Linked DNA regions of Homo sapiens: region 2 is linked to region 1. The links are chromatin loops, found by intact Hi-C in ENCODE. Cell type or tissue: OCI-LY7. All regions are shown on one strand. Each heading gives the region's core, and the rest is flanking DNA. Links, peaks and the distances in the headings are about the cores only.

Region 1 (4,400 bases), core at 117-4,116:
ATACAGAGTCCCTTCCTGTCTCATCATGGGAGGTGAAATGAGAAAAACAATGTAAAATGGGTATCTTTGAAATCTTTGAATAAAACATTTTTTTCCTGTAAACTCTTATGAAATGAAAGAGGTAGATAATCCATCTCTCACAAGACAAAGACCTCTGTGTTCTGAAGGTCCTGGGCCAGATAAGCATTAGTTTATTTGGATTTTGTGAGTTTGGTGGGTGTGGATTGTTCCAGGGGAGATTCTAGGCTCCAGCTTGTGACTAATGCAAAGCATTGCTGGCTGCTTTCCCTACCCTCCCTCCCCATGCTCATCTGAGTCAAATATTTCATTTGTGCAGCTCAACATAACATAGAATAAATGAGTTAGGGGCTGGAAGTACAAAGACAATTAAGACATGGTTTCTACCTTTAAAATTTCTCAGTCAGAGAGTAGAGGGGGGCAGATAAACATAACTGGAAATTATAGAGACAAGTGTTAGGCAGACATAAACACTGATTTTGTAGAACATCTGAACAGTCACCAGCCTAACCTACATGGGAGCTAAGGCTACATGGAAGACAGATGCTCAGGGAAGGCATCCCAGAGAAGGTAACATTTCCAAGATGATTTCTTTCTTCAGATAATCTTTAGATGTAATCAATATAACTTTATTTATTTTTTTGAGACAGAGACTCGCTCTGTCAATAGAATCAAGTGTATCAGTTAGCTTTTGCTGTGTAACAAACAACCCAAACATGAGTGGAACTATTTATTTAGTTCACAATTCTGGGGGTCAGCTAGGTGGTTCTTCTGTCTAGGCCAGGTTGGCTGATCTCTGCTGGGCTTGTTCATCTGTGGTCGTTTGGCAAATTGTCTGGTAGGATGAACTAGGATGGTCTCACTCATAGCTAAATCACATGGATTCCCCTCTATGTGGCTTCTCATTTTTAAGCTGCTCATGTGGGCTTAATTACATGGCAGTCTTGGCATGAAAACAAGCCCCAGTGCTCAAGGATTTTTCAAGTCTCTTCCAGCATCAAGGTTTCTAATGTCCCATTAAGCCAAAGCATATCACCAGGCCAACCTGGATTTAAGAGCTGCTACAATAAACTTCACCTCTTGATGCAAGGGGAAGCATTTTGGGCCATTTTTGCCACCTACCATATTGTATATCTTTAGGAAATGGAAGGCAAAAGGGGGTAGACATATATAAAATGTGGGTTAAAGAGAGCTTGATGCCAAAGAAACAGGTAATTATCTAAAAGATATGGTCTGTTTTTCAATGAGGTCAAGGGTTCAATATTCTATCTCTGAAGACACATTCTGCTGTATTAAGCATGGCTCAGCCTAGTTGTCTTCTTTTAGAATAAATGTACCCTCAGGAGGTGGAGACACATTCAAGTTCAATCAGCCACTTCGTTGAGCTGTCCTCCAGGGCTGAAATAACTTAATAGCAATGAACAAAGCCTTCCTTGGAGAATTGTTGGTTGTGGATAGAAAAAGAGAAGGGGCTAGGAAAGGCAAAGGTGGAAGACCCAAGCTTGGTTTACCTACATAGCAATTTTGCCTGAAGCTGAACCTGCATCTGAGTATTCAGAGGTGAAACCCATTACAAAGTAATTTATAGGCCTTATCTCATAGAGCTGAGAAACCAGATGTCCTGGAAAGGATGTTAGCTGTGTGTCATAGTACTTCACTGACAGCCTGATAAATGATCTCCTTCCTTGTCCTTCAGCCACCCCTGCTCTGATGGAGCAGTTGGTGCATCCAGCCTGCTATGGGCCTACAACTGTCACTGCCCCTAGATAAGAGTCCAACTTTCAGGGACTCATTTACAGGGAAGCCAAAAGCTTAGAGTAATAGTTCTCCAACTTCAGCAAGTCTCAGATTCACCTAGTGTTTGTTAAAACAGATTGCTGGGCCCTACCCTCAGAGTTTCTGATTCTGCAAGTCTGGGATGGGGCCTGAATTTGCTTTTCTAACAAGTTCCCAAGTGATACTGACGGTTATGCTGATACTGCTGGGCAAGGGACCACATTTTGAGAACTCCTGACCTAGGGGTTTGAATATCATATAATTCTACATAGGGTTCCCCTTATTGCAGAAGTTCTCAACCTTGGCTGTACCTGGAGACCATTTTAAACACATTAATGCCCAGACTTTGCCTGTAAAGAGTCTGATTTAATTAGTCTCAGTGGAGGCTGGTATTTATACTACCTAAAAGATTTCTGGGTGATCTGAGTTTCTGGGTGATCTTATTGTAGTGGTTTTCAAAGGGTGGGTCCTCAGACCCACAGCAGCACTGTCTGGGAATTTGTTAAACATGCACATTCTCAGGCTGTACTCCAAAAGCCTGATAAATGGCCTCCTTCCTTGTTCTTCAGGGTAGGAGGCCCAGAAACCTGGATTTTAACAAGCTTCCTAGGTGATTCTGATGTGCACTGAAGTAGGGTTAACCAATTTTTAAAAATGAATGGGCCCCATGAGAACTATCTTATGTTCTTATAGCATAAGAGAACCTTCAGCATAGAGAGGGGTTCTTTGGAAGATGGGCTCTCAAGAAGTGACATGCAGTTTGCAGGGTTTGGGGTTCCAGGTGTTCCAACAAAAATCTCTGAAATAAAATATTAAACAGAAACATGAAATACATACAGACTGAAGAAGAATTCTTAGGCTGGAATGGAGGAGGGGCTTTGAACATCTCCCTGGCTGTGGCCTTCAAGGTAGTCCCTGAAGTCCCTCTTCTCTATCCTTCAACATGGAGTGGGGACTGGGAAATTCAGCCCTATCTGAGGCACTAAGTTAATTGTGTAAACTCTCTGTGTCTTTGTTTCCTCATCTCAAACATATGACACAATTTGCATCAACCAAATCATCTCCCTTATAGTTCTAAGTAGGTCAAGTGAGATTTCACAGATACAGTTTTATAGTGTATTATCATTGTTGGGTATGAAGAATATTAATAAAAGCCTTGTTCTTGTCATGTGTATGTGCAACTTGCATGACATTCCTCCGCTTGGGAAAAAGCAAAGCTATAAATCATATCCTTTTGCTTTTAGAAATTCATTGTTTTGAGTCCGTGCATGGCAGAGTAGCAAGGGAATATACGAGTTCCTCATTGGAGCCTCCCCAGCCCCCAGTTGTCTGAAGTCTTCTAAGATTTCCCAAGTTTAAAGCCATCAGACCTGCTTTCAGATTTTGCTTAGAGAGGGCACTGGAGCATAGTGAGGGCACACCATGGCTGCTTCTTCCTCTACTGTACAGATGGATTTGTGCCACTGGGGAATGCTCTTTACTGCTTTGTTGTGCTCTTGCCAATCTGGACAGGACATAGAGATGACCTCTTATTAGGCCCCAAAGACCTAAAAAAGATTGCACTTTCATAGACACACACACACACACACACACACACACACATACACACATTTCATGCTCAACAGGTTCCCAAGTTAGAAGGTCACAGAATCCAAAGAGGCTTTCAGCTTTAGCCCTGGTTGAGCCAGAGCCAGCCCTTCCCCATGATCCTGAAACCCTCACCCATGTACCTGCTGGGGGTAGCCAGGACATATAAATGAGGGATTGTGGCCAGAAACCACAGCAGAAGCGATACAAATTCCCCTTGCCTAGGCACCCATTACCACAGTCTGGTCCCTTCTCTTGTATACATATAAATAGTCTCAGAACCCAAGAAGTTCCATGAGGTCTAAGAGATAGGAAGGCTCTATTTCCACTGGATGTTGTCATTATTGGATGTCTGCTTCTTAGAGCACTCTCCTTGGCGCCAGATCAATGTAATGAAAATCATCTTAGAGAAAAGTGTTGGCACTAATTATTTAAGCCAGTGGTTCACAAAGGGTGGTCATCGGGCCAGGAACATCAGCATTGCCTGGGATCTCATGAGATCTTATGGGAACTGGGGCTCATCTGCACCTAGGACTTGGTGGTGGGGTCCTGCAATCTGTTTTATCCAGCATGCTGGGTGATTCTGAGGCATGCTAAATTTGAGAACCATTGCTTTTAGCCAGTAGATTTCAAGCATGGCTGCACATGAAAATCACCTGGAGAAATTTAAAAGCTCTCCATGCCCAAGACATACCCCAGACCGACTGAATCAAAATTTCTTAGGGTGAGACCCTGGCATCAGTATTTTTTAAAATTCTGGGTGATTCCAGTGTGAGCCAGGGTAAAATAAGAAACAACAACAACAAAAAACCAAGCAAACAAAAAACCCCCCAAAAACAAAAACAAAAACACTTCTTTTAAACCACTGCAAATAACCAAATTAAATCAACTGAACAAGTGGTTTTATCTATTGCATCTGTTACTGATGGTTGACAGTAAAGACTGAAACCAAACAAATAGACCTAAAAAATTCAAAAACCGACTTGAGTCTCATAGGCAAGGTATACCAAAGAATCTGG
Region 2 (4,400 bases), core at 186-4,185, 120 kb after region 1:
ATGTAAAAAGAGTGTTATATAGTAAATTCTTGTCCTGAAATAAATTAACTAGTTGTTTAAAGAAAAAAATGTAATAAGTCAAAAAGTTAAGACATGTTGAAAAATTGTCTGCAAAAGTCGTGAAAGAAAAAATGTTATAAAAAAATTTATGCAAAAAATGTTGTATAATTTAAAAGTAATAAGGCCTCCTGAGTACCATTAAAGAAACAGTTTATGTGCAAGGTGTATAAGAAAAGTAAAATATACCTTTAGTAAAAAAATTATAAAGGGACATAAAAATGTGGATTTTTACCTACATTAAAAGTTAAAAAAATTATTGTTTTAAAAATTTAAGCAAGTTTTAAAACGTTAATTGTAAAGAAAATTCTGTGTGTAAACATATTAGCTAAAGTTAAAAAGATATCACCCAGTTTTTCTGTGAACTGGACATTAAAGTAAAAATGCAACAGGTTTTTCTTAAAGCATCAACCTGCTCTTTAACAAAAATTATAAAAAGTTAAAAAAAGTCTATAAAATCTTACCTTATGGTCAAACATAAAAAATTAGATAAATATGTCTACAAGGTTTTATTAAAATTAAGTTTAACATTAATAACACACTAATATAAAAGTAAAATTTAACTTATCTACTATAAAAATCATACAAGAAACATTATTAAATATAAAATAGTATTTAGCTTTCTTTAGTCTAAAAACTAATAAAAATAGGTGTTAAAGGAAACATTCATTTTACTAAAGGATCATAGAAGTTAAAGACTTAAAACAAACTTTGGCAATTAAGACAGCATACCAAGAATGCAAATGCCTGGTTGAAATGGATCAAATATTCCATCTGCACATTAAACAAAAGCAATTGTTATGATTGTGCACATGGCAGGCCAGAGGCCCTAATTGTCCCCCTTCCACTAAGGTGGTCCTCCAGTCGACCAGGCGTAGGCTGCGTGGTAGCTCTTTTCTGAGATTCTACAGCCTGGAGTAATAAATCATGCCAAGCTCTCTCTGCTATATCCCAAAGTCCCTGCAGATCAGCACCTGAGGTCCATCCAGCTTCTGTCTCCCAACACTAAGTTCACTTTGTGTCTCTCACAGCAAGGAGGAGACTTAGCATTCCTTGGAGACCTGAAGGGATGCAGTAAGCTTAAGAATTTTCAAGAGCTTATCAATCAGTCAGCCGTTGTTCATCCCCAAGCAGATGTGTGGTGGTATTGTGGTGGACCTTTACTGGGCACTCTGCTGAATAACTAGAGTGGCACTTGTGCTTTAGTCCATTTGGCTATCCCTTTCACCCTGGCATTTCATCAACCAGAGGAAAAACAAAAAATAAGACATCGTAAAGCCAGAGAAGCCCCTTATAGGTCTTTCAACTCTCACATCTATTTAGATGCAATTGGAGCCCCACAAGGAATACCAGATCAATTTAAAGCTTGAAATCAAATAGTTACAGGATTTAAGTCAATATTTTAGTAGATGACAGTCAATAAAAATGTAGATTAGATAAACTACATCTATTACAACCAACAGCAACGAGCTTTTCATGAGTTAAAAAGAAAAACTCATGTTGGCCCCAGCCCTGAGGCTACCTGACCTGACAAAACTCTTTACACTCTATATGTCAGAAAGAGAAAAAATGGCAGTTGAAGTTTTAACCCAGACTGTAAGGCCCTGGCCAAGGCCAGTGGCCTATCTCTCAAAACAACTAGACGAGGTTTCCAAATGGCCCCCACGTCCAAGCGCCCTGGTAGCAACGGCCCTGTTAGCACAAGAAGCAGATAAGCTAACTCTTAGGCAAAACCTAAACATAAAGTCCTGCCATGCTGTGGTGATTTTAATAAATACCAAAGGACACCATTAGCTAATGAATGCTAGACTAACTAGATACCAAATCTTGCTCTGTAAAAATCCCTACATAACCATTGAAGTTTGCAACACCCTAACCCCGCCACCTTACTCCTGGTATCAGAGAGCCCAGTTTAACATAAACTGTGTAGAGGTGTTAGACTCAGTTTACTCTAGTAGGCCCAACCTCCAAGACCACCCTTAAACATCAGTAGACTAGGAGCTGTACGTGGATAGGAGCAGCTTCACCCACCCCTGCAAAGTGACTCTGAAAAAGACGACAAGCCCCGCTCCAGTCACACTCAGAAGCTGACTGGTCCACACATGGCCGAAGCATGAAGAAACTCATTGCAGGACTCATTTTCCTTAAAATTTAGACTTGTACAGTAAAGACTTCAACTGACCTTCCTCAGACTGAGAACTGTTCCCAGTATATACATCAAATCACTGAAGTGAGACAAAAGATTGCTACAGTCCTATTATTTTATAGTTATTATAAATGCCTAGGAACTCCAAAAAGAACTTGTTTGTACAATAACACTCAGCACAAAGTATGTAATCCAGGAAGTGACCTGCCCGATGTGTGCTATGACCCCTCTGAACCCCCCATGATCACAGTCTTTAAAGTAAGATTAAGGACTAGTCCTTTTCTAGGTGACACAAGTAAAGTAATAGCTAGAACAGAAGAAAGAGAGGTCCCCAAAAATGTAACCTTAAAATTTGACGCTTGTGCTGCTATTGATAGTAAGCAGCATAGAATAAGATGCGGTTCTCTGATGAGGGAAAAAAAATTACACAGCAAAAAAAAAAAGTATGTCTGTCAAGAATCATATTTATGTAAAATGTGTCAATACTGGTCTTGTGTCATTTAGGCTACTTGAACAGAAGATTAAAAAGATCCTGTTAGGCTTCAAAAAAGAAAAGTCAGCCCCTCCTGCACGAGTGAGAACTGTAACCCTTTAGAATTAGTCATCACAAACCCCTCAGACCCAAAATAAAATTAAAAAAACAATATGTATCATTAGGCATTGATAGAAAAAGACTAGACCCTAGCATAAACAGCCTAATAAGAAAGGAGGTTCAAAGACGCTCTCCAGAACCAGTATTTCAGACTTTCTAGGATGAACTAAATGTGCCAGTACCTAAGATTCCAGGAAAGACTAAAAATTTGTTTTTTGCAATTAGCTGGGCATGTAACCCAGTCTCTAAATATCACTTCATGTTATGTTTGTAGAAAAACTGTAATAAGAGATCAATGGCCATAAGAAGCCCGAGAATTAGTGCCTACAGACCCAGTTCCTGATGGATTCTCAGCCCAAAAGAATCACCCTGATCATTTCTAAGTTCTAAAAGTCTCAATTATTGCATAGCTAAACAACAACAACAACAACAACAAAAACAGGAAAAGAATTCACTCATTCTGTAAGATGACTTAGTTGTCTAAAGCAAAAACTGTATAACGATACCGCAAAAAACAGTTACATGGTGGAGTTCCAATTACACAGAAAGAGATCTATTCAGTAAATTTCCAAGGTTGCAGACTGTCTAGGCCCACCCAGAATTCCACCAGGACTAGCCTGACCCTACCAGGTTATACTGGATATGTAGACATAGAGCCTACGCTAAGCTGCCTGACCAGTGGACAGGTAGTTGTGTTATTGGCACCATTAAACCATCTTTCTTTTTACTGCCCATAAAAACAGGCGAACTCCTAGGCATTCCCTGTCTATGCTTCCTGCGGAAAACGAAGCATAGCCATAAGTAATTAAAAAGATGATAAATGGCCCACTAAAAACAAAATTATACAATACTATAGGCCTGCCACTTAGACACAAGATGGCTCATAGGAATACTGGACCCCCATTTACCTGCTCAACAGAGTCATACGGTTGCAAGCTGTTTTAGAAATCATCACTAATAAAACCGGTCAAGCCTTTACTATTCTGGCCCGGCAAAAAACTCAGATAAGAAATGCTATCTATCAAAATGGATTAGCTCTCAAGTACTTGCTAGCAGCTAAAAGAGAAGTCTATAAGAAATTTAACCTTACTAATTACTGTCTACACATAGATAATCAAAGGCAAGTAGTTAAAGACATAGTTAAAAATATGACAAAACTGACACATGTGCCTGTACAAGTGTAGCACAGATTCAACCCTAAAGCCATGTTTAGAAGGTGGTTCCCAGCACTAAGAGGACTTAAAACTCTTATAATAGGAGTTATAATAGTAATAAAAACCTGCTTACTGCTCCCTTGTTTGCTACCTGTGCTTCTTTAAATGATAAAAAATCTTCATCGCTACCTTAGTTCACCAAAATGCTTCAGCACAAGTGTACTATATGAATCACTATCAATCTATTGAACAAAAAAAATAAGTAGCAAAAATAAGAGTGAGAACTCCCACTAAGAAAAAGTGAGAGTCTCAAAAGGGGGAAATGAGGGAAGAGAGAGACCCTCCCATATCGCTTTATATTGTTTTATACTCAGTACCTGTTTTAAGAAAAAAACAAGGAAGTAAAATCAAAGACAGGCAGCCCTGCACCAGGCCCGAAACCAGGCCTGGG

What was found. Hi-C counts contacts between places; a loop is a spot of excess contacts. Peaks named below come from ENCODE experiments on the same cell type or tissue, not always from the same donor. Only the 100,000 strongest peaks of a DNase experiment are listed, where the experiment ranks them.
Region 2: it touches region 1 in a loop (2.9-fold over the local background); 1 of 110 quality-filtered maps calls a loop at or near these places.

The regions. Positions count from the first base shown.
Region 1 is chr20:16,102,235-16,106,634 of GRCh38, reverse strand. No RefSeq gene overlaps it. Among named protein-coding and RNA genes, the nearest start is that of KIF16B, 470 kb to the left of the region's middle. In OCI-LY7, for the core only: no CTCF peak of the experiment used is centred there; a DNase peak (open chromatin) is centred at 1,684.
Region 2 is chr20:15,980,221-15,984,620 of GRCh38, reverse strand. All of the region lies in intron 13 of MACROD2 (mono-ADP ribosylhydrolase 2), which reads right to left. The region is part of intron 1 of LOC613266 (a long non-coding RNA gene); the gene reads left to right. Among named protein-coding and RNA genes, the nearest start is that of KIF16B, 590 kb to the left of the region's middle. RefSeq lists an enhancer at 4,269-4,400. In OCI-LY7, for the core only: no CTCF peak of the experiment used is centred there; no DNase peak of the experiment used is centred there.